Regions from separate parts of the Homo sapiens genome. Here regions 2 and 3 are each linked to region 1. A link is a contact called in ENCODE Hi-C or POLR2A ChIA-PET data. All regions are on one chromosome and are shown on one strand. The core of a region is the stretch at or near the end of the contact, and the rest is flanking DNA. Distances in the headings are between cores, read along the strand shown. Region 1 holds the start of LINC01798 (long intergenic non-protein coding RNA 1798). Region 2 overlaps LINC01799 (long intergenic non-protein coding RNA 1799). Region 3 has its middle 57 kb from the start of MIR4778.

What was found. Hi-C counts contacts between places; a loop is a spot of excess contacts on that map. ChIA-PET counts read pairs that join two places held with the same protein, here RNA polymerase II (POLR2A). Pooled maps may share reads with other maps.
Region 2: a map of sigmoid colon shows a loop between it and region 1 (4-fold over the local background). The contact joins the enhancer-like site here to the promoter of LINC01798 in region 1. A Hi-C loop is called at or near these places in 1 of 168 maps with a recorded cell type or tissue (sigmoid colon) and 1 of 50 pooled maps. POLR2A ChIA-PET finds 5 or more read pairs at or near these places in 3 of 52 experiments (HCT116, MCF 10A and naive thymus-derived CD4-positive, alpha-beta T cell).
Region 3: a map of ascending aorta shows a loop between it and region 1 (2.2-fold over the local background). The contact joins the enhancer-like site here to the promoter of LINC01798 in region 1. A Hi-C loop is called at or near these places in 4 of 168 maps with a recorded cell type or tissue (A673, aorta, ascending aorta and 1 more) and 11 of 50 pooled maps. POLR2A ChIA-PET finds 5 or more read pairs at or near these places in 1 of 52 experiments (WTC11).

The regions. Positions count from the first base shown.
Region 1 is chr2:66,571,860-66,575,892 of GRCh38, forward strand. It overlaps LINC01798 (long intergenic non-protein coding RNA 1798), which reads left to right and starts at 2,171. Exons shown (of 6, transcript NR_110156.1): 1 at 2,171-2,306. MEIS1 (Meis homeobox 1) reads left to right here. Exons shown (of 13, transcript NM_002398.3): 13 at 1-2,010. RefSeq lists enhancers at 1-1,010, 3,405-3,860.
Region 2 is chr2:66,960,655-66,964,687 of GRCh38, forward strand. All of the region lies in intron 4 of LINC01799 (long intergenic non-protein coding RNA 1799), which reads left to right. Among named protein-coding and RNA genes, the nearest start is that of LINC01628, 40 kb to the left of the region's middle. Within about 2 kb of position 2,142, at least 2 of the 41 ENCODE cell types and tissues checked have a DNase peak (open chromatin) inside an H3K27ac peak, as active enhancers do.
Region 3 is chr2:66,299,504-66,303,536 of GRCh38, forward strand. No RefSeq gene overlaps it. Among named protein-coding and RNA genes, the nearest start is that of MIR4778, 57 kb to the right of the region's middle. Within about 2 kb of position 2,053, at least 10 of the 41 ENCODE cell types and tissues checked have a DNase peak (open chromatin) inside an H3K27ac peak, as active enhancers do; they include ascending aorta, where a contact is called at or near this core.

The sequences.
Region 1 (4,033 bases), core at 921-3,420:
CAGAAGCCTCCTTACATTAAAAAGCCTTACAGTTATCCTGCAAGGGACAGGAAGGTCTGATTTGCAGGATTTTTAGAGCATTAAAATAACTATCAGGCAGAAGAATCTTTCTTCTCGCCTAGGATTTCAGCCATGCGCGCGCTCTCTCTCTTTCTCTCTCTTTTCCTCTCTCTCCCTCTTTCTAGCCTGGGGCTTGAATTTGCATGTCTAATTCATTTACTCACCATATTTGAATTGGCCTGAACAGATGTAAATCGGGAAGGATGGGAAAAACTGCAGTCATCAACAATGATTAATCAGCTGTTGCAGGCAGTGTCTTAAGGAGACTGGTAGGAGGAGGCATGGAAACCAAAAGGCCGTGTGTTTAGAAGCCTAATTGTCACATCAAGCATCATTGTCCCCATGCAACAACCACCACCTTATACATCACTTCCTGTTTTAAGCAGCTCTAAAACATAGACTGAAGATTTATTTTTAATATGTTGACTTTATTTCTGAGCAAAGCATCGGTCATGTGTGTATTTTTTCATAGTCCCACCTTGGAGCATTTATGTAGACATTGTAAATAAATTTTGTGCAAAAAGGACTGGAAAAATGAACTGTATTATTGCAATTTTTTTTTGTAAAAGTAGCAGTTTGGTATGAGTTGGCATGCATACAAGATTTACTAAGTGGGATAAGCTAATTATACTTTTTGTTGTGGATAAACAAATGCTTGTTGATAGCCTTTTTCTATCAAGAAACCAAGGAGCTAATTATTAATAACAATCATTGCACACTGAGTCTTAGCGTTTCTGATGGAAACAGTTTGGATTGTATAATAACGCCAAGCCCAGTTGTAGTCGTTTGAGTGCAGTAATGAAATCTGAATCTAAAATAAAAACAAGATTATTTTTGTCATGCTGACTCCACTGCTTGAAAAATTTGTTTACTGCCCCCCAGATTTTTAAAGATTAATACAGTAAATATAAAAATTAATTTTGGCTCCCTAAGCCATATATGTATTTGACAATTTTAACCGCAAAGTAAGTTGTTTAATAATAACCACTGATTTCTTTAAGCTGACTTAATGAACTCCTAATATCAGCAAATTTGAGGCCTAAAGGCACTAAACTAACTCTAGACTCAGAATTACATCCAACAGAATTACTCATCTAATATCAGTGAAATTATTCTTGCACATAAAGGCAAACCTAAGTACAAAGTTAAGTCTTTTACTAAAGGATGTTACCTAGGATGAGCAGTATATGTTTATTAGGAAATTAACTACATGAATTGAAGAGACCAGACTTCAAAATCTAATTTTTATAAATATGCTCTATGTTCTCATTGGATAAAACTGGTTATTAACCAATTTTCCAGAACAGCTGTACAAGATTTCTGCATGGCAGCCGGCTAAATGGTAGAAAATAATATGTTTAAGCTGGAATAGCTTATAATTTTATTTAAATAAAATTGCTGCTATAAAAAGTGCTTCCCAAAGCTAAGGAAAATATACAAATATTTTAATTAAGGCAAATTCGTTTTAAAAAATAAGCCTTTCAGTAGTGATTGCTTTGTAAACAAAGGATGGGTCGGAGGAGAGAGAGCCTTAAACTCAAGTCTGACATTCAGGCCCAAGTCACCCTATAAACCGGCCCTTAGCAATTCTATTTTCTATTCGAAAAGAGAAACCAGCTGTGGGTTGGCTTTACTAGGTGATGTGTGATTGACTGACTCACCTGCTGGAGTAGCAATGCATTCTCACCTTTTGCTGATGGGGCCTTGTTTCTAAACACGTGGATGCGCAGAGAGCAAGGCTCAGCCTACTGCAGCCATCTCTGGCAGCGCTTCTACCCCTCCCCAGCCCATAGATGGGATTGTTTAAATCTCCCTTGTTGACCTAGTGGCAATTCTTCCTCTACCTAAATAGTCGATGTGAGTGAAATCATTCTCTTTTGATAGGTGGTTGCTAGCAGTTAACAACCATTTATTTACTTTAACAATTAATAATAAACTTTATAAACTGTCTATTTGCTCCTCCTCTCCAGTACATGCCCGGGTGAGTTGGTTATTTTCAGCCTTTATTCCTGAGGAGGCTCAGGATGGGTGGGGGAGGGAAAGAAAGGGGAGGAGGTGTGGTGGGGAGAGGGAGAGAGGCGAGAGGGAGAGACAGAGAGAAAGAGAGAGGCGCTAGGGGAGGGAGGTTTACAAGTGAAGAGTAGTTAGGGAATATGGTGACTCTGAAGAATCGAGATCAGCAGTGTCCAGGAATTAGAAAAAATAAACTGCTATTTCCGTGAGTTCCCCCTCTGTGAGCCATTTAGGTGAGAGCCTCGCTCTTCGCAGTTCCTTTCTTCCCCTGCCTCGATGCCCTCCCCTCTTAATGCTATTTTAGCTTTTCCTCTTGTAAATTTCAGAGCCAGCTCGAAGGTTATTGAGGACACTTATCCGAAAGAGGCAAATAATAGAGGTGCTGAGAGTGTTTTTGATGTTTCCTAAAAGGCAAAAACAAAACGCCCTCCTCTAAACAAGGGCACAAAATTGTACCTGGTTTTTATTTTTATTTGGTGGTGGGGGGGTGGGGGGGTGGGGGGGGGGTGGAAAGGGGGCTGGCTCTGGCTGAATGAGACTACTTTTTAATATGATTTAAATTTTTTTTTCAAAAAATTAAAAATATTTTACCCTATCATATTTAATCAGCTGTAATTATAACACATTCAAAATGAATAATATGCCTTGACAGTATTTTTATTGTTATTGTTCATTGCATGATGTTCGACTGCTTTAGAAGCACAGGAAAGAGAAGTAAACGCGCTACAAATGGGGAATTACCCTCGTTTAGCATTAAAATTCATTTAGATAAAATTGCCACAAACATTTAAATGGGAAGATTAGTTCCCCCTCACGCCTTATTGCACTCGCTCAATGGTTCCGTTAAGAACATTTTACACGTTGGAAATTCCGTCTTCTCAGACGGCTTGCTGTTTCCTAGTTACCCACATTCAAAGCAAAGGCAGCAGCAAAGGCAGCCGCAGCAGCAGCAGCAGGGAAAAAAAAAAAGTTTTGGCAACTGGTCTGCAATTCATCCGCTGCTCGCCCCAGTCTCCCCTCCGCCCGCTGCAGTCTGCCCCCACCCCTTCCCCTTCCCCACCCCTACCTCTTTCCCCTCATTATGTAATTCGCAGAGTCCAGTCCTCGAGGAAACACGTTGCCTAGTTGTGTAGTATTTATATACAATGTTAAAATACAAAGAAAGACCCTAAAGTCAGTCGAGTCGGTTCCTCTCTGGGTCTCCCTCTCCCTCTCCTGTTCTAAAATGAAGATTTAGCTTGAATGTGCTGAGTTTCTCACATCCCGTACCCTGAGGCCACAAGGCACGTTTTTTGGCTTTCATTTCTGCCAGGACTTTTCCAGGAAATTCACCACTGCTTTTCGCTTGTATTAGAAACGTGTGAAAGAATTCGTCTGAAAAGTCCATGCACCGTCTAGCTTTTCTCTCCCCCCTTTTTTTCTTCTCCTTCTCCTCCTCCTCCTTCTCTCTCTCTGTCTCTCTCTCTCTCTCCGCCCCCCACTCTCGCACTCCCCCATCCTCCTCTCTCCCCCTCCCTTCGCAGAGCCACAGGAAAAGAGGAAAGTCGGCTTCGACTGCCATCTTTTGGGGATTTCGAAAAACGACTCGGTAGGAAACGGAGGGAGGCGGAGGCGCGGGAGTGGGGGAAACCCCCTTATTATCCAGTGTCGGAACTGGCTCCCTTAATCTGATGCTTAAATATTTGATGTGGAAAAATTACCCATAAAATTAGTTACTAACAATTTCAAATTGAAATCACTTATCGAATTATAAACGCATTAAAGCTGTATGGATGGTATTAGGAGTTCCTCGGGAGGCAGCGGGTGTCTCCTTGAAGTGAGCCAGGCGGGCGAGTTTCGCCCCGGGGAAAAGAGCCCCCAGCCGAGCCCGGGGGCAAGGCCGGGAGGGCGGCGCTGCAACCTGGGCGCAGGGTCCGGGTCAGGGGGATCGAGCGGGCGGCCGGGTCCTGGTGGAGGCTGC
Region 2 (4,033 bases), core at 892-3,391, 390 kb after region 1:
GAGTGGTCAAAGAGTTCGGAAACAGTTTCTGAGATCATTCTTTTTATCAGTCTTTATAAGCACAGGAGAGGGGGGGTCCATCTACCACCCCTTTGTGCATCATATCTATCACCTTAGGGTCTCAGTGAAGACTGGGGCAGGGAGAGTCCCAGGCCAGCTTTCATTTGTGGTAGTATTTGGAATATGAGAAATGAGTGATTTAATTTTTCTAATATATATGAGGGGCTGCCCTTTCTGAATAAAATAAATCTGCTACTTATATGGTCCTGTCCCTTGGAAGTCTACCTCACATTTAGTCCATTCCTCTATCTCAGATAGGTAGAGACAATTTATTGAACTTTATAAACCACAGAATTTGAGGTGCGTAGCTTCTAGGTATGGCCCCAAAGCACACTGATGCCTTGGGAAATCCAGATTCTCTGTGTCCAGTATGTTCCATGGGCTACCTCAGAGATTCCAGAGTTTAGCAGATTATTTACCAATAAATAATCAAAACGCTGTTAAGTGTTGAGAGAAAGGGAATGAATTCCAGGCTGAAGTGACCATAGAAGGCTCTCCTCAGATGGGGCTACTTCTTTTTAGCCATTCTTATAGCTCCAGGTAATGAGTCGCAACCAATTAGCAATCCTCCTAGAAGGTCTAGGTTAGTCATTCATGATTGACTCTAGCATCAATGAAAGCTTCAGGCCTAAAATCAGCCCAATGCTTAAATTCTTATAAAGGAAAGAAAAATACGGCTTGGATTTTAAATTTTACACTGTTCTGAACTTAAAAAGAGTACTTAAAACACAAGTCACAAGGATTGACCAGGGCAATTCAGAAAAGCTTATTCAAGGGGTGTTGGTGCTTGCAAAAGATCAAATCATTTGTTGATTTCATAAACTGTATAAACTGTGTTAACATTGCACAAATACTTTTTCTTAAGACTAGTAATGGACATATCAGGCCTTGTTGCCTTTCCCACATGAAGCAGTGTAAATTAATTTGTCCCAGCTTACACCTCTGTTGTCGAATCAACACGGTCTGGCCGCCTTTTGTGAAATGCCAACTAATGGATCAAAGCCTCTGGAGAATGACCCCTATTTTCCCCCAAATATGTGTGGTTTTCTGGAAATCCATATCTCTCACCTCTTTAAATGTCTGTGGGTTATTGTGAGAAGACAGTTCCCATCATTTTTACTTAGGCCCATCTTGTTCCTAATTTGCAGCCTGTAAGCCATCTGAGTGTTCCACGCCCATGAAGGTCATGTTTTAGTGGGTTGTCCATGTTTCTGCCCAGTGACGTGCATTCTAATTCTGGCTGTCCCATCTCTGTTTCTAGTTCCATCTGAAGCAAGCCCAGGTTGGTTCTTTGTGGCTGCCTTAACCTTCCTTACTATACAGGTCACTGTGAAGACCATCTGCTTCCTAGGAGAAGATGCTAGGAAAGAAAGCACCAGTCAGACATTTCAGCCATATAGGGGCTGAGTTAATATTAATTATTAATATTAACATTAGATTAATATTGTGAATGTACATAATATTTATCCTTTTAGCCATTCATAGGTATACAATTCAGTGGCATTAAGTACAATCACAATGCTCTAGAATCATCACCGTTATCAACACCCAACACTTTTTCATCATCCCCAACAGAAACTCTGTACCGTTAAACAGTAACTCCCCTTTACCCACTTTCTTTAATAACAATGAAAGATACCCAGGTGGGAGAGGAGACTGTTGAGTCAGGGTCCTCTTAGCACTGCTTAGAAATTCCCATGGTAGACAATGGATGGGAGAGGAAAAAAAATAGACTAAAAATCCAAATGCTGTCTCATGTAGTATATAAGGAAAAGCTGGGGAAATGTGCCTTTCTGTTGATTGAAGTCATTTTCAAGATTTCAGTGTTTTGGTTAGCTTTTATTTTCTTTCTTCATATCCAAGCAAATTAAATATAAGCAAAAACTGGAGGAGACACCACTATGGCCCTGACATGGAGGAGAAAAGGGATGTTCTTGACTACCTAACATATGCCTTGCTTTCAAGACAAGCTGCAAAATAGGTTACTTGGGCAGGCAGTGCACTCCAAAGATCCTGGCTCAGGGCAATGGGACCAGATGACAAGTTGATAAAGACCAGGGCTGGCCTCCACCCCCTCTCTGCCTCTCAGGAATGACCCTCCCACCGGCATGGCTGTGCAAAAGGACAATCCATTTTAACAGGCTGAGTAGCTCCAGGGGCTCAACAAAAGCAAATAAGCTCCATGTCCCACAGTAAATCGTCTCTAGCTGAATGATGTCTGGTTCCTTTCTGGAAAGAATGTTCTTCCCTGAGTTGTAGTTTGCCAAGGGTCAAATATGACTGAAATGAAGTGTTGCTAATAGTGATTGAAAAGGATTCCTACTGTTTGTGGCCAGTGCTGGGTAGTAGAAAGGCCAAATTTGTGGGCCAGAAAACAGCAGGAGACAATAAACTTTCCCCGAGACTTACTAAACTTTAAGTCACCTCTGCTCCCCCAGCCATTCTGTCAGCCCTGTTTGGGGGAAACTGATATTATAATTGCTAATCTCAGCAAGGGCCTAACGTGCAACCTGAAGCTTTTTTCAGCCTTTGGTGCAATTAGGGCGGAGGGCAAGGCCCACAGACACCGGCGGGCTCTGCCCCCTCCTCCCAAATTGCCCCACTTGGGTTTCCTCCACACCCTGACATCCTCTGTAGACAGGTAACTGAGCAGTGCTGGCTCCCAGCTTTCAGGGAGAGAAAATTATTCCTCCTCAAGCTGGCTGGGAGCTATTAAAGGTTTAAATGTCACCTCAAAAGAACTCTTTGCTAACCTTTAAGTGGTGGTGTCTCCAGGGCTGTTTGGGGCAGGCTTTGCCCCCTCCCAGGGAGTCTGGAGAGCTGAGAACATTTGTATATGCATTTCCTCCACCCCTCCTTTTCTTTTTCTCCTTTCAGGGAATTATCACTCTACCTTCAAAGGGGGAATTTTGTGGGACAACTGGCACCTGCTGGACTGGGCTTCCCAATGAAGGCTCTCTTGGCTGAGTGTATAATTTCATTTACCTACTGTCGACAAATTCCCTTTAATCCTAACCACCACTTACGAGAATATTTACTATCAAAAGGAGACAAATCGCTATTTAAATGTGGATTTACTCAAGTCTGAAACTATGACAGTGACATACAGTAAAATGATAATATGTAAATAACAGCTGGAGACAGATTTATCTTCTGAGAAAGCTGGGCAGAGCAGTGGATTAAAGTCATATGTGATCTACTTTGAGTGGACTCAATTCAGACACAGCGTTCAGTTATGACCAACAACGCCATTCATTCTGCTTACTTCAATTCATTTGGCCCTAGTTCTCAATGACCCTCTGTTACCATGCATACACCTCCGATAAGTAGGCCTTGATGTTTACAGCACTTTGGAGAAGAATAAATGCAAACTGCACATTATTTATGGGTGTGCACTCTTAGCTTAAGAGGGATTTGTCAGCAGTGTGAATACAGGTAGAATAAGTAGATGTGTGTTAGGGCAGATAGCCTGGTTTCCAGAAACTAAGTAGAAAGAAAGGAGCTAAATAAAATATCACCCCAAGACAACAGCTTTCAATTATTGCCCATGATCCTGAATTCCTCCCAATGAATTGAAAGGAAATCTATACCAGATGGCATTTTCCTGAATCAGCCAAGTTCACCAGTCATTCCCGCCTCTTAGTGATGGGCAGCAGTGCCAAGGAAGAGCCGGCCTTTCATTTTCTGCCTCTGCTCACCAGTCACAGAAAGCAACTTTGCTTTCTAGGGATGAGTTTCCTAATTGCACTGAAATGTAATTAGAACAGTTAGAAATGGAGGGCCTTTTTTTCTAAAAAAGCAGAAATCAAGCAAATTGTGCCCTGTGTTCTTTGGCAGTGGTGGTCTAATGAGCCTAAGCCAGAACTGGGAAAATACTGAACACACATTATGTCACTTATTGACATGGTGATAATCTTCTCAATTGAGAGTAGCTCAAAACATGTAAAGTCACTCACAACTCTTAAATGTATGG
Region 3 (4,033 bases), core at 803-3,302, 270 kb before region 1:
CCCAGGAGAAGAAAGGACATGTCCAGCGTGGATATGAAATCCATCCCTTCCCAGGCACCCAGATGTGAGCAGGTTCAGCATCTGGAAGTGAAGGTCAGAGCTGGAACCAAAAATGCTGTGGCAACCATGGGCAGGGGATGTTGGAAAAGATGACACAGCATAGTGCTGTGCAGGCAGAAGGCAGCCCCCAAGATTTACCAGGGAACAAAAGAGCAGAGTGATGAGAGAAATGGGAGGGGAGCCAGCATGGGGAGGGTGACAGAAACTAAAGGGGGAGAAGGTTTGTGAAGGGTGTAGTCTACAGGGTCTAGGGATGATGAAGCAAAAGCTTCAGAGTTGTCAATGGAGGACAACTCCATTGGGAGGCATCAATGGAGAAACCGTATGTCAAAATGTTCCATAGCAGACTCAGATGACTATAGTTAGCAAAATGTGTCGTGTATTTCAAAGTAGCTAAAAGAGAGAATCTGAAATGTTCCCATCACATAGAAATGACAAAATGACACAAGGCAGTGGATACCCCAGATGCTCTGACTTAACATTACACATTCTATGCGTGTAACAAAATATCACATGTACCCCATAAATATGTAAAATATTATGTATCCATTTTTTAAAAGCCAGTTCTAGTGGATTATGGAGGACTTAGGGGATGAGCGAGAGACGAAAGGCTTTTACTGTCCTGTCTTAAGTCCCAGAGTTGATATCACCTGTTTCAGGGCCGGTGAAAAAACAGGAAGGATGTTTGTGAATTTAGAAATGTGTACTCTTGCACTGGGGTTTGGGAGGGGGTGTGTGAGCCAATGGGAATGCCTTAACTTAATGCAATGTCTTCTGAGAGGATTCAGCCAGATGACTAAGAAGCAAAGATAAAATGCATCAAGATTGCAGGAGAGGAAAGAGAAGAAAGGAAAAATAGGAGATATTCTGAACAGAAGTCCCCAACTATTTTTATTTTTTTTTAAATATCTGGAATGCTAATCATGGAATCAGCTGGAATGTTATCTCTAACTCACCTCTATCAGGAAACATTAAGGTTTACAAAATTGACATAACAGTTCTCATAGGAATCCCCTCTAGATGTCAACCTAGTGTGTGTGCCGTCATCTTTAAATGCTTTCCCATGTTTTCTGGCAAATGTTAAAAGCAGCTTGTGCCTCTCAGAAAGACCAACTGCCCCTGTGGGGACTAATTGCATAGACCTTGTGCATGACGAAGAGGGTGCTACTCGGGAATAAGAAGAGGGGCTTAATGAATCACAAAAGTACATAATTTATCAAATAAAAAGAGTATGACATTTCAGAGTAAATTCCATGGAAAATGAATGCACTGTGTTTCGATGAATCAGGCACTGAGAATATTTCCTTAGAAACCAAGTCCATATTTTCATTAAGAGAGAGAGAGTGCACACTCGAGTGAGAGAGAGAGAAAGTGGGAGAGAGAGAAGCTATGGGATTCAAGTGCACCAGTGAATTAACATCTTGTGGTAAAAATGCTGCCTGAGAAATTAAAATGATATTTGAAACATAAATCCCGAGTGCTAACAACTCTCGTTATAAGCACCCGCCAGAGTCAACAAGCAGAGTTTGTTTGCTAGGAGGTTGTTTCTGGAGGCCAATTCTTGAGTTCTCAAAAAACATCTGTGCAAACGCAGAGGGAATGCCACAGCAATAGAAGCCATCAGTGGTTAGGTGTGTTATAAATACATTATTACTTCATTGTAATGGCACACGGGCCCTGGCTAGACTGCAGAATGACCTCACCAGCTGTCAGCCCTTGAGTTACTCTCCTTGAATGAGCATTCAAGATACAGCAGCGACTCCGAGTCGGTACCGTGTAAACACAGAGGTAATCGTAAGAGAGGAACCAGGCACAAATTCATCAACATCTCACGAAAAAGCAGGGGGCCTTGGCCAAAACCCGAAAGACTGAGGGATTCTTCTGTCACACAAAAACACCGTTCAAGCCAGCCCTAAAGAACCTTTTTCATGGAACCTCCGAGCCAGCCATCCCCTGGGCTTTCTCACTCTGTCTTCCCTCGCAGAAAAAAAAAAAAAGGCCTCACGGCCCAAAAGAAGCAAGCCTCCTTCCAAGGAATCTATTCCCGTAGTGAAAACTCGGAAATGCAAGCTGAGGCTGGGTGGCAAGGGTCCGAAAGCAGCTGGGCTCCTGGCAGAGGTTCCCTGCACACACAGAAAACCAACGACTTGATTCAGAAGTAGGCTTCCCTCTGCAAGTGAAGAAAAACATTTTGAAGATAAGAAGACTGCCCGCAACTAAATGGAAAATGACGGTGGGGCCAAGAAGTGTCAGAAACCATGGAAAAAAAACAAAAAGGGGAAAAGAAGTGGATCACCTGGAGGGGGGCTGTCCTCACTTAGCTCAGGTTTCCACAGAGCTCTGGCCAGTCCTGAGCTGGAGACGGGTCATGGGCATGGTGTGTGTGTGCGCCGGCCTGGGAGTCAGGATGTCTGATAGGGGTTTAGGGTCCTTCCACGGCAGTTTCAGTGTGACCCTCCACCTCGCAATGTCCTTGGCTGTCCCTCACTGGCAAGGGTACGGGTGGAATTTGTTTTTAATGAATGGGGGCATGCATCAAGTGTGGCCATGAGAGAAGTTACGTGGATGTGTGCTATTAGCATGCTTTGGTGGGCAGTGGGGGAGGGAGAGGTAAAGTGGGATTTTATTTTCTCCAAATGCAAAAAGCAAAAGTAGCTTCAGCCTTGGCCCTTTGACTGACACAAGTATGTGTGTGGCTGTGGGTACAGAAACCCAGAAATTTCATTCCACTTTGTACCCAAGATTCTGAAGGAAACAACCAGACTGTAAGCCCCATGGGGACAGTGAATATGTAGGGAGTATTGATCATCTGTGTCTCCCCAGTCCTTAGTGGAGGCCTCAGCACATACAGAGTACTCAGGTAGTGTTTGCAGAATAAACGGATGAGTGATCTCAGTAGCCATGAATGTCCCATGTTTTAGGTTACATACCACACCTTGCTTAAGCACTACCACCGCTCCAGCACAGCTACCACCAGCAGCTCCTGTTGGTCAGCCTTTGTCTGTAAAGGCTTGTTGCAAACTGAGGCATGAGTTTTCAAAGATGAATGTGTTTGTGTTATAATCACTTGGGGGAAAATATCAGAATTTTATTCAAGGAAAACTTTGTGCTAATAATTTAGGAAAATATATAGTAAAAATTTCAGTTTAACACGTATTTTATTCCTTTATTCATCTGTTTACTCATTCTAGAAATACTGTGCTACACAGAATATTTAAAAACCAGAAAAAGTCGCTGCTTTCATGGAGCTTACATTTCAGTGGGAGAAGTGAATAATGAAAGAAGAAACATATATATATATGTTAAGGCTATATGTGTATATCATTATGGAGTAAAAATGACTTCTATGAAGAAAAATTAAGCAGGGTAAGTGGATAGAGAGTGACAAAGCATGCCACTTTGCATAGGATAATCAGGGAAGTCCTCTATGGAGAGAGAACATTTGACCTAAGATTTGAAGGAAATGAGAAATTAAGCCCTGCAGAATTTTGGAGTTTCCTTAGGGAAGAAAATTCCCAAAGGAAGGGTATAAAGGCCCTGAGGTGAGTACCCAGTCACCAAGACGCAGAGGGATACTGCTTATACTTCATCTCTCCAAGCCCCCCAACCCAGTCCAGGTTTCCAGGCAAGGTGACAAAAGCCATACTTCTCCCTGCATTTACTTCATTTCTCTCCCTTCCTTGTGTGCCCCCACCCCACCCACCCACACATACATACACACAGCACCCTTTTCCTTAAGCCCAGACCAAAATCACTCATGAATATCATCTCATATAATACAGCTGCGACGGAGTGGTAAGAAGCCAGAGAATCTCAACTCTGGCCAAGGAGAGTCACCCAGTTCCAGAGGTAAAGCCTCCAGCATGGAGGAGAAGCCTCCACAATGTTAGCCCACTTCCTCCTTATTTTCCTTTCATTAGAACTCCAGAACTGCTGCTAGTAAGTGCAATCCCTTATATCTGTAAAAACACTT